Linked DNA regions of Homo sapiens: region 1 is linked to region 2. Evidence: chromatin contacts called from ENCODE Hi-C or POLR2A ChIA-PET data. All regions are on one chromosome and are shown on one strand. The core of a region is the stretch at or near the end of the contact, and the rest is flanking DNA. Distances in the headings are between cores, read along the strand shown.

Evidence for each region. A loop is a pair of places that touch in the nucleus more often than their neighbours do. ChIA-PET counts read pairs that join two places held with the same protein, here RNA polymerase II (POLR2A). Pooled maps may share reads with other maps.
Region 1: a map of CD4-positive, alpha-beta T cell shows a loop between it and region 2 (9-fold over the local background). The contact joins the promoter of NARS2 here to the promoter of EMSY-DT in region 2. A Hi-C loop is called at or near these places in 2 of 168 maps with a recorded cell type or tissue (CD4-positive, alpha-beta T cell and naive thymus-derived CD4-positive, alpha-beta T cell) and 8 of 50 pooled maps. POLR2A ChIA-PET finds 5 or more read pairs at or near these places in 1 of 52 experiments (PC-3).

The regions. Positions count from the first base shown.
Region 1 is chr11:78,573,504-78,579,258 of GRCh38, reverse strand. It overlaps NARS2 (asparaginyl-tRNA synthetase 2, mitochondrial), which reads left to right and starts at 4,395. Exons shown (of 14, transcript NM_024678.6): 1 at 4,395-4,911. The coding sequence starts at 4,771. It also overlaps the pseudogene RNU6-311P. RefSeq lists enhancers at 4,100-4,239, 4,900-5,009.
Region 2 is chr11:76,442,318-76,447,259 of GRCh38, reverse strand. EMSY-DT (EMSY divergent transcript) reads left to right here and starts at 2,580. Exons shown (of 2, transcript NR_186348.1): 1 at 2,580-2,982. It overlaps EMSY (EMSY transcriptional repressor, BRCA2 interacting), which reads right to left and starts at 2,242. Exons shown (of 22, transcript NM_001300942.2): 1 at 2,132-2,242; 2 at 252-360. The coding sequence starts at 321. RefSeq lists enhancers at 1,241-1,535, 1,675-1,744, 1,785-1,834, 2,035-2,264, 1,965-2,601 and 1 more.

The sequences.
Region 1 (5,755 bases), core at 3,146-5,645, 2.1 Mb before region 2:
TAAAAAAAGATCAAGTGTTGACAAGAATGTAAAGCGACTGAAACTCTCATATATGGCTGGTCACACTGGTGACACTTTGGAAAAAATTTGGCCCTATTTGTTAAAGCTTAAGGTTGCATGTCTTATAGCAATTTCTCTCAACTATGAATAGCACCATGCAAGGTCCGTGGGTGTTTTGTTTTGTTTTGTTTTGTTTGAGACAGAGTCTCACTCCATCGCTCAGGCTGGAGTGCAGTGACATAATGCAACCTCCGCCTCCCAGGTTCAAGCAATTGTCCTGCCTCAGCCTCCTGAGTAGCTGGGATTACAGGCATGTGCCACCACGCCTGGTTAATTTTTTTTCGTTTTTCTTTTTTTTTTTTTTTTTTTTTTTTTTTGAGATGGAGTCTTGCTCTGTCGCCCAGGCTGGAGGGCAGTGGTTTGATCTCAGCTCATTGCAACCTCTGCCTCCCAGGTTCAAGCAATTCTCCTGCCTCAGCCTCCCCAGTAGCTGGGATTACAGGCACCTGCAACCACACCTGGCTGGTTTTTGTATTTTTAGTAGAGACGGGATTTCACCATGTTGGCCAGTCTGGTCTCGAACTCCTGACCTCAGGTGATCCACCCACTTCAGCCTCCCAAAGTTCTGGGATTACAGGCATGAGCCACCGCATCTGGCCGATGCCTGTCTAATTTTTGTATTTTTAGTAGAGATGGGGTTTCGCCATGTTGGCCAGGCTGGTCTTGAACTCCTGGCCTCAAGTGATCTGCATGCCTCGGCCTCCCAAAGTGCTGGGATTACAGGCATGAGCCACTGCGCCCAGCCAATTTTAACTTTTTGTCATAGACTTATGTATATTTTATGATAGTAAATGATAAAATAGACTAGTAACTACATGTATCTTGTGAATTCATGACCTTTTTATTAAATGCTTTGATATTTCTAGGCTACACAGGTCATTAGTAAGTTTTCTGAAATTGTCACAAATCTCCAAGAAATTTTCCAATATATTTATTGAAAAAAATTCACATACAAGTGGACCGGCACAACTGAAACCCATGTTGTTCAAGGGTCAACTATATATTCATATTAAAAACATCATTTGCACTCCTGTCTGGAAGGTGATGAATCTAAAAGGGAAGGTGTCAAGCCAACACTGAAAACAAAAATAAACAAGAAGATGATGTGATTTGATATAGCACAAGATACAGGGGATGGTTTGAACTGAGCACCAGAAGCGTAAGTTGTATAGTAAACTTTTTCTCTTGTCTTCAACATACTGGGGCAGTGGTCCCCTGCTAAGAACATAATTAACCTTTTGGCTTAAACAAGTAGTGAGAGGGTAAAGGAAGGCAGGAGCCTCACTCCCTGGGACTCAGACTCCAGTTCTTAAGCTGCACATTGTTCCCTGGAGTAGGGGAGTTGGGAGAGAAAGAAGGTGCCTTAGCCCATTTTATGTTGCTGTAAAGGAATACCTGACACTGGGCAATTTATAAAGAAAAGAGGTTTATTTAGCTCATGGTTCTACACGATGAGAAGTTCAAGGGCATGGCCCTGGCTTCTGGTGAGGGCTTTCGTGCTGCATCACAACGTGGTGAAGAAGGTCAAAGGGGAAGTGGACATGTGCAAAAAGGGGAACCCCTGAGGGGCATCCTGGCCTTATAACAACCTACTGTGGTGGAAACAAGCCCATTCTTGCAAGAACTCATGCAGTCCACGGAAACAGCACCAAGCCACTCATGAGGGATCTGCTCCCATACACCAGACCACTTCCATTAGGCCTCATCTCCCAACACCACCACATCAGGGATTAAATTTCAACATGAGTTTTTGTGGGGACAAACAAATCATATCCAAGCCATAGCAGAAGGCAAGACAGAAAAATGGCATGAGTAAGAAATGAGCCAACTGGTTACTACTTTTGATCACTTGGACAGGGTAGGCATAGGCAAAGAAAAGATTTTCACTGGGATAAACATCATTGTTATGTACCCCAGACTGTCTTGTTCCCCAGATTTTGAACGAGCGAACTTTTTTTCCCTTAAAAGTCCATAGCTGCATAATTCTGAAGGCATTGGCTGCAAGTTTCCATTTTTCCTTTCTCAAGGTTCAAGAAGTGCCCAAGTATTTTTTTCTTTTCTTTTCTTTTCTTTTTCTTTTTTTTTTTGAGACAGAGTCTCACTCAGTTGCTGAGGCTGGAGTGCAGTGACGTGATCTCAGCTTACCGCAACCTCTGCCTCCCAGGTTCAGGCAATTCTCCTGCGTCAGCCTCCCGAGTAGCTGGGACTACAGGCACATGCTGCCACATCCAGCTAATTTTTTATATTTTAGTAGAGATAGGGTTTCACCATGTTGCCCAGGCTGAGCTCAGGCAGTCTGCCCACCTTGGCCTCCCAAAGTGCTAGGATTACAGGCGTGAGCCACTGCGCCTGGCCTATATATTTTTTTTGATCGATAAGAAGTGTATTCATTTATTTGCACAGTTCTGCAGGCTGTGCAAGAAGCATCGCACCAGAATCTGCTTCCACTCAAAGTAAATAATGTCAAGGTTTGTTGTCATTCAGCCATTCAGGAAGGCAAAGGGGAGCAAACATCACATGGCAAAAGAGGAAGGAAGAGAGAGGGAGGGGGGTGCCAGGCTCTTTTCAACAATCAGCTTTGCAAAAACTAATGGACTGAGAATTCACTCCTGCAAGGGTGGCACCAAGGCCTTCATGATCCAAACACTTCTCACTAGGTTCCACCTCCAACATCAAGTATTTTCAGATGAGATATTTTCTAGCCTGTCTTAAGAATGATTTTACAATTTTTCCAGGCCATTTGCCCTCCTGGCAACCTTCCGTGTTCACCTTCTGGCAGGAAATTTTCTTACATGCCTACCTGGCAAAATATTGATCCACTTCAAAAATTCAGCTTAATTTTCTCCTTCTCTAGACTATATTATATTTTATCCAACATATTTTATATTATAAGTATATAATATATAATATATCCAATATAATTTAATTATATATTATAATTTATAATTATAATTTTATTATATTTATAATTTTAATTTATTAAAAGAACCAGGGAACACATTTATATTATATAAAATATAAAATTGTGATACATGTATATATTATAATTGTATTATATTTTATCCAATATAATATTTGGATAAAATATCAAAAATAATTTTTTGGATAAATTTAAGAGGTAGCCTAATATATAAGGGTGACTTTTCAGTCCAAACAAATGCAGACAACTCATACATCTATGTGTGCACTTACTGGTTTATATTTCAGTAGTCTCTTTTCTTGCTTGTCTCCATCTCTAAAGCATGAGCTCCTTGATGGAACAGATCACCTTGGGACACTATGTAATACAGCATACTGCTTAAGTGCATAGAGCCAGCACTTCTGGGTTTAAATCTCACACTTAGGGAATGTGTATCCTTAAGTAGGTCATCTAGCCTTTCTGTGCGTAAGTTCTCTCATTTGTAAAATGGGTATAATAATAGTAGCAACTTTAAGTAAGGTAAAAGTGAGAGAGAGAGAGTGAGAGTGAGAGGGAGCGGGAGAGAGACAGCGAGGGCGAGCGCTGGTCTTGAACTCCTGGGCTGAAGCAATCCTCCTGCTTCTGCCTCCCTAAGAGTTGGGATTACAGGCGTGAGCCACCGCACTTGGCCAAACGTTTTACTTTTTAAATTAGATTAAAAACCTTTTAATGACCGTCATTGAGTTACAGAATTTTTTTTTTAATAAAACGTAGCCTAATATATAAAAGGGTCATTGTTTCCAGGTCAAACAAATGCAGATAGCTGTGTTGGAGGGCAGAGGGAAGAGGGAGACTTGGAGGATTCTGGCAGGAAACACTCGAGTTTCCTCCAGTCTCTGCAACATCTTCCCACCGTCTTGCCTGCCATATGCAAGGTCCCTCCAGTTCCTTTTATTTACCTGTCAGAGGACTACTTTCTCCAGGAAGCCATCTCTGGCGTCCCACGCTTAGGCTCTGTCAGGCAAACTGATCGCCCTTTTATGCAACTGTCTGTTTAGCTGTCTGATACCACACAACTGTGACTTGCGCATTGGGGCTATGTCTGATTTTTCTCTGCGGAGTACTCAGGAAAGGAACGACTGATCTCTTCAAGCGAATCCTGTTAACAGCTAAGAGCCTCCTCTTACTTGGATCCCTATTGTTGACTGATGGAGACGGTTTCCCTCTCCATCAGTCACTCCTTGCCTCTCAGTTTCTCAGCCTCACCTGGAAACTTTAGAAATGAAGACCCTCAGATGTGCTCCCACGTTCTTTCAGCGATAATCTCTACAACCTTAGGGCATTAGCTCCGCCCCGTCTCGGCTCCTGACCCCGCCCCCTCCCGCACGCCTCCCTAAGCCTGGGTCACAAGTACGCATGCTCTCCCTTCTTCCCCGTAGCGTGATGACGTAAGCGGCGTTGGCGTGGTGTGGTAGGAGTGGTTGCGCGTGTTGCGGCCCGGGTTCTGTTCGTAGGTTTACAATTGTCGCGGGTAGTGGGGCGCCCCAGCTGCCAACTGCACGTGGTTTCTTTCTGGCGTTTGCCTAGTGTCCTGTCCATTCCGCCCCGTTGGGAAGTGGGAAGCGGAGAGGTTCTGTGGGGACAGAGCTGGGAGTCCTGAAGGAGAAAGCGCGCAGCCGAGGGGCTCTGGAGTGCCTTAGAGCAGAGCTGCGGCCGCGGAAGGGGAGCAGCTGAGAAAGGAGGGCCGCTGCAGGCGGGGTTCGAACCGTGGGGTCTGGGCTGCTCCCGCGGAGGGCCTGGGCGGACGCGGGATGCTGGGGGTCCGCTGCCTGCTGCGGTCCGTGCGCTTCTGTTCCTCCGCCCCCTTCCCCAAGCACAAACCTTCAGCCAAACTGAGCGTGCGGGACGCTCTCGGGGCTCAGAACGCGAGTGGGGAGCGCATTAAGATCCAGGTTGGTGAATGGGAAGGGAGTGGGTTTTTTCTTGTAGGGACTTTTATATGGCACATCCACATCTAGCTTTTCTTTTACAGTCGGGTCAGACACAACCGCCAGCAGGGAAAAGTTAGAAAGTGTAGGCGTCGCGGGTTTGCACTTTTCTGATTTCCATTACTTTTCACAAAACTGTTCCGATAACTGTAAAGCGCTGGAACTTTGCTTTCATGATTCCAGGGTATTACCTGTAAACTTGTTAATCATACCAAAAGTGTAAATGAACAAGCCCCCTTTCTCTATCTTTATCCCTTATAATGAATATCCAGGTTTATAAAGTGGTTGTCTTGACCTCCCTCCTTGAGAGCAGAAACCGTGTCTTACCTGCCTTTGTATTCACACATGGCTGACAGCAAATACTTGTTCAAACCATGCCTTTTAAACTTTTAGCGACCTCAGTGCCTATTGTGGGGGTCTGCATGTAATTTATTTTTAATGAATTCGGAGAAAGACTGGAATGTAGCAGTTTGAAAGAGCTCTGGAGTTAAGCTGCTTAGGTTTAAATCTCTGCATAGCGTTTATGCGTTCTACACCTTATTTTCCTCTTATGGAAAGAGATAATAATTGTCCCTGAGTCCTGAAAATTAAATGAGGTAATGGAAGTAAGATATTTAGAACAGTGGCTCATAGTCTACAAATGTTAGCTGCTATTGTTTCTCTTGCTGATTATATTATTTGCAGCAGCTCCACATAGAAGAGGTGCAGAATAAACAAGGTGTTTGACTGTTTCTTATTAGGTTGCTGAAGTACACTGATGTGGTTATTTATTTTTTGAGACAGGGTCTAGCTCTGTCACCCAGACTGG
Region 2 (4,942 bases), core at 1,331-3,830:
AAAAGACTCAGAATAGCCAAGTAGCCCTCAATAAATCTTAGCTACTAGTATTATTACAATTCACACACCTACTATTTACAAAGCACTATGTTAGGCACTGAGGGAAACAACAATGAGTAAGATGGGAACTGTATCTCCAAAGAATTTCTGATGTAGCGTGAGATATGACATCCATGCAAACAGCTATGACCTAGGCAGAAAGGGAAAAAAGGTATCAGAGAGAGGTAAAAAACAAACAATGAACGTCATACCCAATTTTCGAAGAATTCTTTTGCATTCATCCCTGCTGAGATCCAGAAGGGTTGGCCACACAACAGGCATTGCTGCTTCTGTTTGGTAGCCCCAAAGAGCTTGTCCTCCCTACCAGAACAAAAAAAAAAAGTCAAATTACCAAAGTACCAAAGTACATTCAAGGGGCCACTCACCTGGAGATCCAGTCACAGGCTAAGAAGTAAACCAAAAAGATATTACTATTTTACAATCCTTTCTCACCACCACACTTTCCAACTTTTGAGAAATCAAGAATTAAGTCATTTGAACTATCACAGTGGAAAGAACACAGGCTTTAGAGCCAGACACCTCTAGGTTTCTAGTCCCAACTTTTCAACTTACTGGTTAAGCCTAAGCTTTACACATCTATAAAACAGAGGTAATACCACCCAGTTTGTTACGCGTATTAAAGAACACTATATATAAAGTTCTTTCATAGTGGCTGGCATTTCATTTAATAAACAGGTGGTACTACCAACCTGGGGCAAGTTGACTCCTGTCAGCTTCCTCATTTATGAATTACATGAGATAAAATTTGTAAAGCTCCTAGCAAGTTAAAGAAACTTAATAAATAACTCCTCGTGCTCGCTTCAGCAACACATATACTAAAATTGGAACGATACATACATATATATATATACACATATATATATACATATATATATACACACACACACATATATATATACTCTCTCAAGTCTTAATGGAATATGAATTTTGATCCTGTAGTTATTAAACAGCCATTTACCAACAGTTGAGCTGCCAGGAACTTACTTAGAACTGGGAATTTCCTAGTGTAAAAGACAAAAAGACACGGCTCTGGGGGCACGCGCAATACCTGCTTAGCACAGAGTAGAGCCGCTCTAAGTATTTGTTAAATGGGTAAGTGAATGGTTGACGCGACTGAGCAAAACGAATGGATGAATGAATGAATGAACGAGCTCACTGTCTAGCCTAGAAGTCAGACACCGAACCGAAATAACTGCTATATCCCGTTCCAGGCGCTGGGGCTGCTAACTCCAACTCTGTGTCCCGAGGTGAGCCCCCCTCCCCCTACTTCCCATAGTCCTCTCAGCTCAGAACAAACCCAAGGCAAGAAGAACTGGACTGCGCGCCCCAGCCGGCAGTATGACATAAAGAAAAGGGGTGGGGAGGAGGAAGAAGGGGCAGAGCCAAAGGAATCCTCTCCCTCCACAAGCCAGTCCCCGCCTCCCGACAGGATCTTGGAGGCGGCCGGCGACTGCTCGAACCGAGCACCACGTCACGGCATCCCGGCGCGTCCTAGCCAGGGGACCCCAGAGCGGGGCCGCAACGCATCGGAAACCCGGGCAGTAGTTTCCGGAGCCCGCTCGGGGAACCAGGATCTTGTAGGATCCTTCCCCACTCAAGTGTCAAGGAGACAAGCCCGCCCCGCCCCCTCTCCAAACACGCACTCCCTAGCAGCACCACAACAAGAGCAGCCAGCCCAGGCTCCTCACCCGGACCTCTCGGCGCCGGTCCCAATGTCAAGTCCACGACCCAAGCCCCTCTGGGCCAGTAGCTGTTGTCAGGGGTCCCGGCCGGCACCCGCGCCTCACTCCCTCCCCAGCGGAGAGGACAACCGAGAGAGAGTAAGCCAGCGGATACCCAGCCAGACGACCTGGACTCACCGGGAGTCTCCCAGAGCTAAACCCCCAGAGTCCCAGCACCAGGCCAGCCAGAGTCCCCCTGAGTCCACCCCGGGGAGCCCCACGATCCCGTTAGGAAACAACGGAGGATGGGGCTGGGAGCCCCAAGCCGGGCTCCGAATGCTTGGCCCGGCGCTCCTCTAGCCTGGCTGGCCTGCCAGCTCTTCCCAGGACCCTGCCTGAGAGTCACCCACCTGCCCGGCCTTTCGGGGCTCATCTAAAAGGCTCCTCCGCCAAGACTAGGGGACACCAGGAATTGGGTTTGTTTGCGGTGCCTCTGAAGGGGCAAGATGGCGACAGGTAACAGGGCGCAGGCGCAGCCGCGCGCGGCCAGTCGGGAGGTGTAGTTCGCTTTTCCCGCCTTTCGGAGAACAAACACCAAAAGGCCTCCATTCATCTTGTCCTTCTTTTCCTCCGCGTTATGAAAGAAAAGGACAGACATCGCGGAGGGTGCTGGGAGTTGTGGTCCGAATCCAAACTCCAACCTCTTTCGCTCCAGGTTTGCTGTCGTACGCGCAAGGAAGGCCGGGATTGTAGTTCCCTTGGTTTCTCCTGCATACCCTCCTGTCTCTGGCTTCGCGCGCCTCTCCTGGGCTGCCGTCTCCCAGCCAATCGGCTGCGCTCTCTGCTACGTGTGGCGTCACACGTAGCGGCCAAGATGGCGCTAGCGGTTGGAGCAGGGGCTCTGCTGCGACCTTTACGGTAGTGAGGTTAGGGACGATGGGAGAGCAGCTTTGTTCCTGAAGTGCCGTCGAGGATTAGGATCGAGTTTCTTCGATCGTGAGGGCAATTATTAGTGGCCTCTAGCCCCCCAGATGGCATCTTGAGGAGAGAGAATCCACGCTACGAGAACTAACATAGTGGACATCGCAGTTGTCCGTAGCCGATTTGCGGGTTACGGAGTTGTTGCAAGTAAAGAAGGGGAAATCCGAGCGTTCTCGCGTTGGATTTCCTCCACGTGTGAAGTGGGAATGGTAGTGATATCTCGTGCTATCTCTGTCAAGGGCAAGAAGGAGAAGGAATTTATTTGAGGCCCTACGACGTGGTAGGTTCACCCTCAGCCTTTGTTCTTATTTCATCTTATTTGTGGAGAAGGTCTTTTCGTTCCTATTTTACAGGTGAGAAAAGGGGCCCAATATATAGTTATTTGCGGCCATAAAATAGAAGCCAGTTGCCTGATACTGAAGATTCAATGAAATCTTGTGATTGACTTCCCTCTTTAAATTTTGTACTTTGGGTAACATCGGATCCGGTAGAAACGCTCGTCAGAAAGAGTTTTTAATGTGCATTCTACAATTTCCAGACATAGTTTCCTTCTTGAAAAATTGGGTTAATACTACCCTATAGGGATCTTGTGATGCACCACGTAAACGTTGTAAGTTGTGAACCACTATACAAACGTATGAGACTCTTCATGTTCTTGAGTGGAACTGTAGGTTAGGAAGAGAAGGTAAATAACAGCATTTAAGTTTCCTACTACTATTTGCCCATTAGCTAAAAATACCCTCCGAGGTCTAGGAAAGTCACTGTTGTTGAAACCCAACCTACACCTTCAGAAAATCGTAAAGTGGAACATATTAATCACCAGGCCCTCCCTCCGCTGTCTCCCTGACCTTCCTATGCATCCAGTTGCTTAAGAACTCTTGGAAAGATAGTAAGTGAAATCTTCATAGAGGATTTTTGTACTTTAACATATATTATTTGATTTGAGCCTCGCAACATTTCAGTGTGACAGGTACGATTAAGGTCTTTCATACTATGAATGAGAAAAACATAGATGTACCAAGGACTCACCAAATTTCACGGAGCTAGGAATTGGAAGAGAGCTAGGCTTTGTAATCCCAGGTCTTCTGACCTCCAAATGTCCTTTCCTCTACAGTGAATGTCAAAATGACAATGAATGTCTACTCCTCTACAATGGAGTACAAATCGAAAGACAAGGGGCTTATAAAACTGACTCTGACCTTAAGAAGTAGCATATGAGTGATGAATTATTATAGTCAATCCTTGTGCTTACTAAGTGCCACATACTGGTCTAAGCATTTTACATAGTAATTCAGTCCTTAGAACAACTTTATGAGGTGGAAACTTTTATTATCTCTAATTACAAAGGAGGCAACTAAAGTCTAGGAAAGAAGCAAAATAGCTTGCCTAAAGTCACACATAAGTAAATGGTGGCTCACGCCTGTAAACCCAGCACTTTGGGAGGCTGAGGCAAGTGGATCATTTGAGGTCAGGAGTTCAAGACCAGCCTGGCCAACATGGTGAAAGCCCACCTCTACTAAAAATACAAAAATTAGCTGGGCATGGTGGCATGTGCCTGTAATCCCAGCTACTCGGGAGGCTGAGACAGGAGAATTGCTTGAACCAGGGAGGTGGAGGTTGCAGTGAGCCAAGATCGCTCTACTGCATTCCAGCGTGGGCAACAGAGCAAGACTCCATCTTAAAAAAAAAAAAAAAAAAAAAAGCTAAAGCTGGGATTTAAACCTGATTATGTTGGCTCCAGAGCCTATGCTCTAGACCAGTGGTTCTAAACTTTAATGGTCAATAGGAACCGCTTGAGGATCTTGTTAAAACGCAAATATTGGTAGTATAGATATCAGGTAAGGCCTGGATCCTATAGTCTTAACAGGCCCCCAGGTGATGTTGATGGTGCTGGTCATTACATACTACAGTTCACATCTTCCCTTTTCTCCTAACCGTATTTATTTTGCAGTCAGAAACTACCTTTCCCATGCTGCCTGTGACTGCTTTATAGTCTCAAATGTTCCCAACATGCTCTTCCTTAAGGATTAGACTCAAACTTTTTCCTCAAAAAGCTTATCCTGCCCCTGTCTTTCCCTCTAGGATAAGACAGACATCCCTGCCTCTGCTCCCCTACCACTCAGTGTACACCTTGTTACAGAGCTCAGAACACTGAATTATGGCCATTTATTTGAAAATCTTCCTGGCCGGGCATGGTGGCTCATGCCTGTATTCCCAGTACTTTGGGAGGCCGAGGTGGG